Linked DNA regions of Homo sapiens: all the other regions are linked to region 3. A link is a contact called in ENCODE Hi-C or POLR2A ChIA-PET data. All regions are on one chromosome and are shown on one strand. The core of a region is the stretch at or near the end of the contact, and the rest is flanking DNA. Distances in the headings are between cores, read along the strand shown.

What was found. Hi-C counts contacts between places; a loop is a spot of excess contacts on that map. ChIA-PET counts read pairs that join two places held with the same protein, here RNA polymerase II (POLR2A). Pooled maps may share reads with other maps.
Region 1: a pooled map of heart right ventricle shows a loop between it and region 3 (2.9-fold over the local background). The contact joins two enhancer-like sites. A Hi-C loop is called at or near these places in 1 of 168 maps with a recorded cell type or tissue (endothelial cell of hepatic sinusoid) and 2 of 50 pooled maps. POLR2A ChIA-PET finds 5 or more read pairs at or near these places in 1 of 52 experiments (activated CD4-positive, alpha-beta T cell).
Region 2: a map of psoas muscle shows a loop between it and region 3 (1.9-fold over the local background). The contact joins two enhancer-like sites. A Hi-C loop is called at or near these places in 1 of 168 maps with a recorded cell type or tissue (psoas muscle). POLR2A ChIA-PET finds 5 or more read pairs at or near these places in 4 of 52 experiments (IMR-90, MCF 10A, activated CD4-positive, alpha-beta T cell and 1 more).

What each region holds. Positions count from the first base shown.
Region 1 is chr6:45,929,173-45,932,402 of GRCh38, reverse strand. The region is part of intron 4 of CLIC5 (chloride intracellular channel 5); the gene reads left to right. Among named protein-coding and RNA genes, the nearest start is that of CLIC5, 85 kb to the left of the region's middle. Within about 2 kb of position 1,767, at least 4 of the 41 ENCODE cell types and tissues checked have a DNase peak (open chromatin) inside an H3K27ac peak, as active enhancers do.
Region 2 is chr6:45,951,042-45,954,192 of GRCh38, reverse strand. All of the region lies in intron 2 of CLIC5 (chloride intracellular channel 5), which reads left to right. Among named protein-coding and RNA genes, the nearest start is that of CLIC5, 63 kb to the left of the region's middle. Within about 2 kb of position 1,424, at least 4 of the 41 ENCODE cell types and tissues checked have a DNase peak (open chromatin) inside an H3K27ac peak, as active enhancers do.
Region 3 is chr6:45,987,076-45,990,257 of GRCh38, reverse strand. All of the region lies in intron 1 of CLIC5 (chloride intracellular channel 5), which reads left to right. Among named protein-coding and RNA genes, the nearest start is that of CLIC5, 27 kb to the left of the region's middle. Within about 2 kb of position 1,462, at least 7 of the 41 ENCODE cell types and tissues checked have a DNase peak (open chromatin) inside an H3K27ac peak, as active enhancers do.

The DNA of each region.
Region 1 (3,230 bases), core at 518-3,017, 58 kb after region 3:
GGGCATGGTGGCTCACGCCTGTAATCCCAGCACTTTGGGAGGCCAAGGCAGGCCGATCACGAGGTCACGAGTTTGAGACCGTCCTGGCCAACATGGTGAAACCCCGTCTCTACTAAAAATACAAAAATTAGCTGGTCGTGGGGGCATGTGCCTATATCCCATCTACTTGAGAGGTTGAGGCAGGAGAATTACTTGAACCAGGGAGTTGTAGGTTGCAGTGAACCGAGATGGTGCCACTGCACTCCAGCCTGGCGACAGAATGAGACTCCGTCTAAAAAGAAAAAAGAAAAGAAACTTTAAAATTAAATCTGTAGAATGGACTGCCAGCAAAAGAAGTGAGTATCCCATCAACAGAAAGGACCAAAAAGAGGCTGGATCTTTGGAGGCAGGAACTGCCTAATCTAAGGTGTCATTGATTGTACGACACTATTATTTTAAATACTGGCTGGGCACAGTGGCACACACCTATAATCCCAGCACTTTGGGAGGCCGAGGTGGGCAGATCACTTGAGGTCAGGAGTTTGAGATCAGCCTGGCCAAATGGCAAAACCCAGTCTCTACTAAAACTACAAAAAAATTAGCCGAGCATGGTGGCGCACACCTGTAATTCCAGCTAGTTGGGAGGCTGAGGCAGGAGAACCACTTAAACCCGGGAGGCAGAGGTCGCAGTGAGCCAAGATCATGCCACTGCACTTTAGCCTGGGTGACAGAGCAAGATTCCATCTCAAAAACAAACAAACAAACAAACCTCTAAGAAACAACAACAAAATGCTATCACTTAAACAAAGTGTTTTCACTTAACCTCTCATATTTTGATTGTAAGACATTGCCTGATTTCACAGATGTTAAAGAGTGAAAAAAATGTGCACCTTAGACTTGAGACATAATAGTGGACTTTCACAGTCCTTTCCAGATCTAACCTTTTATTACTTCCTTGAGGCTATTCAGTGACATGTCAGACCCTCCTTTTGCTTGACCTTGAGCTGCCCTGTTGGAAAAAAAGTGAATCAAGTTCAACATTGCTTCTAAATTGCCCTGGGATAGCGATACTAGCTCCATTTCCAGTAAATAGCAACTCTGTTCTCTGTCCCTCTTGCCTGGAAACAGGTAGCTCTTCCTCATAAGTCAGGGCTTGGCAAACTTTCTCTATATAGGGTCAGATAGTAAATAGTTTAGGCTTTGCAAGCTACATAGCCTCTACCAGACTCTGCTCAATTCTGCTGCAGGAATCATAAAGCAGCCACAGATAATATGTAAACAAATAAATAGGGCTGTGTTCCAATAAAACATCATTCGTGGACACTGAAATTTGAATTTCACATCATTCTCACTTCATGAAATATTATTCTTCTTTTGACTTTTTTCCAACCATGCAAAAATGTAAAACACAAAACAATACTTAGCTTGAGGGCAGCATGAAAGTAGGCAGTGAACTGGATTTAGTCCTTGGACTGTAATTTGCTGACCTCAATCTTAGGCAGTCCGTGGCTACAATAGCAAGTTCTGTTAATTTCAGTATGCCTCAGCCTCCTCAACGGTAATATGGAGATTGTAATAGCACCCTCTCTTGAAGATTTGTCATGTTAATTAGATGAATTAATGCATATAAATCACTTAGGACAGTTCCTGGCACACAGTAGGCACCAATATGTGATAGCTATTGCTGCTGCTGTTGCTGCTGCTGCTATTAATTTCACAGTGCTCCCCCCGCCTCCATACCTAGTGTCCACCCTTTGGACTGGGCAGCCCAGCTTTCCCTGTAATGAGGAAGCATGTGCTGCCCTCTTCTGGCAGGCAGAGGAATCGTCGCCAGAGCCAGCTGATGTGATTTATTCAAGGCCTGTGGATTCGAAAGGGTCTTCCTATACAAAGATTCAGTTTTATCTAAGCCAAAGCTTAGACGGTTCAAACAAGGCTAGGTCTTCTTCAAGGCTCAAAGCCACCTTCCATTATCTGTCCCCCACACCAAGGGAAGGGCATGTCCACCAGGCCTGACGGATCTACCATAGGAGGTCCCTGGCTGCCCCTCCCAATGACAACTACCCCCAAATGCTTCTTTCTCCCTTTCCTCTTCTCCTTCTACAATCTCGAGTCTTTACATTTACGAACTTCCTTGACCTAAAATAAAAAAGTGCTTGAAAGGATTCAGAGCGGCCTGGGAGGGCTGTTAGCCTAGAACTAACAAGCCCCTTATTATCAAAGGCCCTGTGCTTTCCCCCAGGCGTCATGAAAGCCACTGCTGCTGGGGGGTAGGTGGGGAGGAGGGTGAGGGACAGTGAAGTGGGGCATTTTTTCCAGATTCCCAGGATGTGGTGAGCCACGTTTAAAAAAGAGTGTGTATATTTATTATTCCAAGCCACTTCAATCATAAGGCGCTTCATGCCTTCTCCCCTTCCTCCCTCCCAGCCCCCAGCCCCCGTGTCACAGTGGCCCTGTCTGGAGGGCCTGGCCATCCAGGGGATGGATGCGGCACCCCCCTTCTCATTCTGCCTTGTGCTCTGCCACAGGCCTGATGAGAAAGCTAAGGCCGTGTGTAAAAAGCAGCAGGAATGTGAAACCTAATTACCCTGTAGCATGCTCAGAAACAGAGTCACTTAGGTGGCCGTGGGGCTCCATGTCTACTCTGTTGGAAGCAGTTCTTTTGGAGGACAGTTGGGTCCCAGGAAGACCGCTGCAGAGGCCTGGGAGCCCCACGGTGGGCTGTTATCAGGCCATCTTGGTGAAGGCTCCTGGGTGGTCAGGCCGACCTCCACAGCAATGCGGATAACATGTGACCGTCTCACCACTTCCTCATAAAGCAGCCATTGCTGTCTCCTTTCAAAAACGCCTCTGGTCACAAAGGGACCCTTCAGGCTGCCTTCCTTGGCAACCCCTGTGTGCAAATAGCCAACTAGGGGTATTTTGTTTGTTGGTTTGTTGGGTTAAAGTTTTGCTTTGACTAGCATTCTTGTAAGGAAAAACAAATAACCTAGGCTCGGTGGGACCCACCTCGGAGGTCTGGTGGGCTCTGCACTTGCATGTCCTCGTCTCCTCCCTCATGGAGGGTCCTTGGGGCTGAGGGCAGGAGGGAGAGGAGTGGGCAAATGCTTCCTCTGGTCCCTCCCATGAGCTGCCTGAGGGATTCCTCCAGAGGGTCTTTGATTTGGTTCATTATTGAGGTGGATGCTTCCAATTTATAATTTAACAAATCTTGCTCCTGAAACGAATCCTTGGGCAGTTGTAAGGAAGGC
Region 2 (3,151 bases), core at 175-2,674, 36 kb after region 3:
TAAGCAATTCTCTGCCTCAGCCTCCCGAGTAGCTGGGATTACAGAAACATGCCACCATGACAGGCTAATTTTTGTATTTTTAGTAGAGACGGGGTTTCACCATCTTGGCCAGGCTGGTCTTGAACTCCTGACCTTGTGATCCACCCACCTCGACCTCCCAAAGTGCTGGGATTACAGACGTGAGCCACTGCTCCTGGTCTTTTTCTTCTATTTTCTAGGCACTAAACACTTCCTGCTCCTTTCTATTGCTGCCTTCATTGTTGATCAGTAGCCAAGTCTAGAGCATTCTCCTATTGCACTCTCTCTTCCTCCAAACTCTCTTTTTCATTCTCAAAGCCTACAACTGGTTCAAGTCTCACCACTGCCACCCTGAGAGTCTCATTGTTCTTCAAACTGGTCTTCATCTTTCCAGGTTCACACATTCTCTTTTTCTCTCTCTCTGACCCATCCTTTATGTGATTCTAAGGTTATTATTCCTAAAATAATGCTTTAATCAGGCCACTTTCATGCACAGGAAACCTTTGATGTTTCCCATTGTCCATGGACTTGATGCATCCGAAGCCCCGATTTGTCTTTTCCTTCATTCTTCCCAACACTCTTTCCCAACACTTCTCACCGTGACCTGTCTACTCTGTCAGGCTGGCCTGCCTTCTGCTGTTCTTCTTCCTTTGAGCCTCCATCCCTTGGCAGAACTGCATCCTCTGTCTAAAACAGGCCCTCTCTTCCTTCTTGTCCCTGGCCCCAGGCTCAGCTTCAGCCCATCCCCTCTGTAAGGCCTACTCATACCCATCCCACCACACTCATACAAGCACACCTGTCAACCCAACCTCCCTCCAGACTCACCCAGCACCTGTTGTCTATGTTGCCTTGTGTCGTGATTTAGTGTTTCATCAAGTTCTGAGGTCTGCACCCCTAATGCTTTACAACTGGTAAATGCTTTCTCATTAAAAAAAAATCACATAATGTATAATCCTGTGAAGGAGGTCTTACTTCTCCGTGTTATTTGAGAAATAACTGAGACAGATATATATGAGACTCGCCCAAGATGCCAACTAGAAATTAGAGGGGCTAAACGCCATCTGCTTGGTTCAAATACTATGCTCTTCATAATACCTCAGTTATGAAGTTTGTTTCATCTTTCAAATGAGACCTTCAATCCCTCAAGGACAGACTGGAATCGTGTTTTAAGTTTGTTTGTATCCTCCATAGAAACTAGTTTTTCACAGGTCCTCAAATACTATCTGTCAAATAAATGAACTTGCATCCACTATGCAATTAATGTCTGTGATAACTAAAGAGAGCAGCAGACTTATGAAAAAGCAGCTTCCTTCAGTGCAGAATTGGAGGTGTTTGGATTACCATGTGTGAGAGAGGACTTGTATGTTTGCTGGAGAAGAGAGTGGGAGAGGGAACCACCCCTGCCCGCGTGCTTCAGATGGTTTGGTTCCTCCTTCACATGATCACACCTGGTCCAGCCAACACCCCTTTGACGTAGACCAGGCATGTAGCACCACTCCATTTTTACAGATAAGGAAACTTTCTTACTGCCCCCTCTACCCATGAACACACACATTAATTTCTAAGAAAACTGATTTATTTTCCTGGCACTACACTTTAGTGACTGAATAATCTTGAACTTTTCAGAGCCTCAGTTTCCTCATCTGTACAATGGAGACAGTGTCTTCTTAATCAATAGGATTATTGTGAGAATTTATCGAGGCAGGCCATGTAAAACATTTGCAATTGGTCCTGTACCTGACTCATAGCAAGAACTCGTTGCATGTTGGTTATTCTTAGAATTATCACTGGGTTCATGGAGCTGGCAATCCAGTAAGGAAAAGAAGACCGATCCTCATTACATAATTCATAAATCATACCTGGCAATACGTCATCCAATGCTAATGATATAGTCTCAACTATAAATACTGAAGCAGGGTCAACAAAGACAGAGGGCTGCAACTCTAGCTAAGCGTCGGTGGCCATAGGCAGTACTTCCCAAGGGCGTCTGACTCCAGTGGCCACAATTCTCCAGAATCCCAGGAAAAAACCCACCACCACCACCATCACCACCACCACACATTCCTGTATCTGTAAGCCACAGAGAGGTGACTGAGAGCACACACGTTGCTGCCTTGTGTCAGCTCTAAAAAACAGGAGCAAATAAAGAATGTCCTTTCATTGTCTAAAATGAGGGACATGCACAAAGTAAATAAAGGGACTAAGTAAATTAGATTTTAAAAATACTTTCCGTCTCAGTTGTCTGAGTTCCAAGTGCCTCAGAATGCAGCTGGAGAGTGTGTGTGTTTGGGGAGGGACATGGGAGTAGCACAGTAATTGAAATTCTTCTCTTCCCCTCCCAAACTGATTACGCCAGGAATTTGTTTCATTACAGACTCCTCTACTCCCACTGTTTACTTTTTTTACAGTTTCTGCGTTTAATGTTTTCCACTCCCGACTCCCACAAGAAATGTGGCATTCTCAGAGAGAGCATTTGGGGTGAATCCCAGCACCGTCTTGGAAGTCGCCACCATTTTCCCTCCTCTTCCCTAAACATTTTTAGTGTAACCCTCCCCTTTCCCATTTTCCCCAATCTGCCAAACCTTCTTCCCCCTCATTTTGCTCCATTCTTGCTCTTGCATTCTGACCAGCTGGCGCAGACACAGAAGCACACTCCTGGATATTAACAGGACCTAGCCGTGTCAAACACAAGGCCACTTTCCTTTCCACTGCACTTGGCCTTCCTGCAGGTAGTCAGTGTGCTCCCCAGTGCACGCCAGAAATGCCACTTAGCACTGCTGTGGGCTAAGTGCAGGAAGTTCAATTAATTGTTCAGTTAATTAATTGTTCATTCATTCAATTGGGACTGCGTTCCAGAATTTCACCCACTTCTCCATCATCTAGGCCTTTCTTTCAGGATAATTTAGGACTCTTGGGTCTCCTCTTTCCCAGGGGGGAGAAATGCACTGTTGCTTTGGTTATCTTGGATTTCTTTAAGTGTCTGACCCAGAAACTAACAGGCACACCAAAGAGCTTTCTGTCTTCTTAGGGAGCAAATTTGCTGCCTATTACATATATATGTATGTGTTACCTAAAAGATCCTACTGGGCCCAGCAAAGTTTGCTATAAGAAGAAATAACTTTCATAAATCAAG
Region 3 (3,182 bases), core at 213-2,712:
CTACAGTGAATCAGAGGGTGAAGCATTCAGATGAGTGCAAAAAGTCTACCTTGTTTTGTTTGATCTTAACAATACCTTTCATTTGTAAAACACACAGTAGCCTAAAAAGAATATTTGAATAATTATATAATTTAATTGTCCTAACAACCCTGTTCACATGACCCAACTTTCCAGATGAGGAGAAGAGTTTCAGGGAGAAACTCCATGTCTTCCCCAAGGTTGCCTGGTTCAGAGGAAAAGCAGGGTCTTGTGCATAGGGATTCACTTCCAAGCTCCTATTCTACACTTCCCTCTCAAGAACAAAGATGCATATATGGATGGAGACGTCGCTGGAGAGAGTGCATGGATGTGAGATGAATCCCATCATAGATACACAGAAACACCCAGGAGTTAGACCCAGAGTTTAGCCATCAATGTCCTGATGGTGAAGTTCCTCAAATTGCTAGCCCAGGGGTGGGGTTTTCACTATTGCCTCCTATTCTAAAGGGCAGATATTATTTTCCCTGCAACTCTGCCCATTGGGGAATTTTGGTATCTTTAATGGGATGCCTACCTTGCCCCAGCTAACTTCTGGTAAATTTTAATATTCCCTATTTACAAAACAGAACCACTGCAGAGATTGCTATAAAGAGCAAGGTGGGCCTTTCTCACTTGACCATTCAAATTAAACTATATTACCTGACTTACGTGCTTATTAACGTCATGAGTACGATGTTGTAAGGGCAGCACTGGAGATACTGGTCAAACAGTAATATTATCACCATAGAAAACTGGTGAATCTAGAAAACTACTTCCATTGATCTACATTTCAATTTGGGGATTTTTCTTAATGTTTTTACCAAAATTTCAAAGCAATTCTGACTTTTCCTAGCCAAAATGATATCACCTTTTTTACAGAGATAATATCAGGAATGAGAATATTTATAGAGCTCTACAGCTTCCACAGGATGCTGAGGCTAATTGTCAGAGAAGCTGGAAAAGGGTGTCTCAGGTCTTAGTGATGACAATCAGGAAAGGAGACAATGTTCTCCTAAAACACCACCTGGAAAGCATCGGTGGGGGTGGGGAGAGTACTTAATGTCAGAGTCAATCCTGTTGTGTGTCTCTTCCTCCTCCCAACATTTTGACAAGAGTGAAACAAGATTCAAATGGATGTCAAATGCAGCCTAGAAAGGCAGACAGAATCCTGCACATCAGCACTTCCAGGCTACAGAGCAGTTCTAGCCATGGGGGCAGAAGAGTCATGCTGCTACCTGGGAAGGGGAGAGCCTTGGACCCTAGGTACTGACCCTCTGTATTCAGAACCCAAGCCTCATAGACTGAGACTGGCCTTTAGCTTTCTCCCCAGGTCATTCCCCCTCTGCCAGTGGCTGCAGCTGCACTGAGCCTGCCAGAGGTCGGAGTCTGGCAGAAACCCCATTTGTCTTGACCTGGAAAGGATCTGCCCTCCTGTGCTCACACTATTGGCTGGGCCAGCACCACAAAGCGCAAGGGAGGAACTTGAGAAGTCAGCAGCAGCCTTTGTTCTCAAAATGCTTATGCTGTGATTTCATACTCTTTCTAATTTTAATCTAAACTTAACCTTTGAAGGCAATTTAATAGAACCCTGCTAAAACAAGGATAATAGTTAAGCGTGGCATGAATCTCCTCAGGTTTTTTAATGGCAAGTAGCCACAGGGATTCATGCTTTGGAGAGATGGCTGGATCAGATGATTCCTAAAGCCCCTTGTGATGGTTAATTCATGTCAACTTGACTGGGCCATAGGAGGCCCAGATAGTTGATCAAACATTATCCTGAGTGTATCTGTGAGCTTAACATTTGAATTAGTGGACTGAGAAAAAATAGATTGCCCTCCCTAACGTGGCTGAGACTTAATCAATTGAAAACCTGACTTGGCAGAGTCATGGGGGCAGAACTGCCACCCCAGCAGGCTAAGAAGGTGGGATATCAAACTAAAAAGGACTATTCTCAGACCTTAAGATCTAATAAAATTTGCCTTGCTAGGTTTTGGACTTGCTTGGGACCCATCACCCCTCTCTTCTTTCCAATTTCTCCTTTTTGTAATGTTTATCCTATGCCTATCCCAACATTACATTTTGGAAGCATGTAATGTGTCTGATTTCACAGGTTCACAGCTGCGAAGGAATTTTGCCTCAGGTTGAGTCACACCTCAGGCCTCACCCTTACCTGATATAGATGATATTTAGATGGGACTTTGGACTTTAGACTTTAGAATTGACACTGGAATGAGTTAAGACTTTTAGGGCTGTTGGGGTGGAATAAATGCATATTGCATGTGAGAAGGCCATGAACTTTGGGGGGCCAGGGACAGAATGCAGTTGACTAAATTGTGCTCACCAATTCATATGTTGAAATCCTAATCCTCAATGTGACTGTATCTGGAGATAGTGCTTTTAGGAAATAATTAAGGTTAAATGAAGTCATAAGAGTGTAGCCCTAATCCAATAGGATTGGGGGATTTATAACAAGAGGAAGAGAGATATTCTCTCTCTCTCTCCCTCTCCTTCTCCCTCTGTCTACCAAGTGAGGACAGAGCCGGAAGGCAGCCATCTGCACACCAGGAAGAAGGCCCCCACAGCAATCAAATTAGCCGGCATCTTGATCTTGGATTTCCCAGCTTCCAGAACTGTGAAAAATAATTCTTTTGTTGTTATTTAAGCCACACAATCTACAGGATTTTGTTATGGCAGGCTGAACAGGCTAAGACTTTGGTGTTGTGATTATAACAACGATACAAAAATCTATCTTATAGTTCCCTCACAGGTCAACCCTGACTGTCAGCTAACAAAACAATAAACACTTTCTGGATTTCATCTGTCTATAAGGCACTGTAGAGAATATAGACATGTGTACAACATGTTTCTTTCTCCAATGGAGACCACAGTTTAGCAGAAGAGATAGAGCTTAGGTGTGCACACCAACTGGAATCTAACTTTAAAGGGCAGCAGAAAAGCATGCTGAATGTTGAGTTCAGAGGGAGGGGCCATAACTTCTGGCAGGACAATTATCAGGAAAGGTTTTGTAGAGTGAGAAGTGATGTTAATAAGTGTCTCTAGGAAGCAAACATTTTGCAGAGCTTCCCACATACCAACTAAGTTAATGGGGTCAAATGCTTGGGTTAAGTCCACAGTGCCACTCATGTTGCTATTCTCAGCATCTT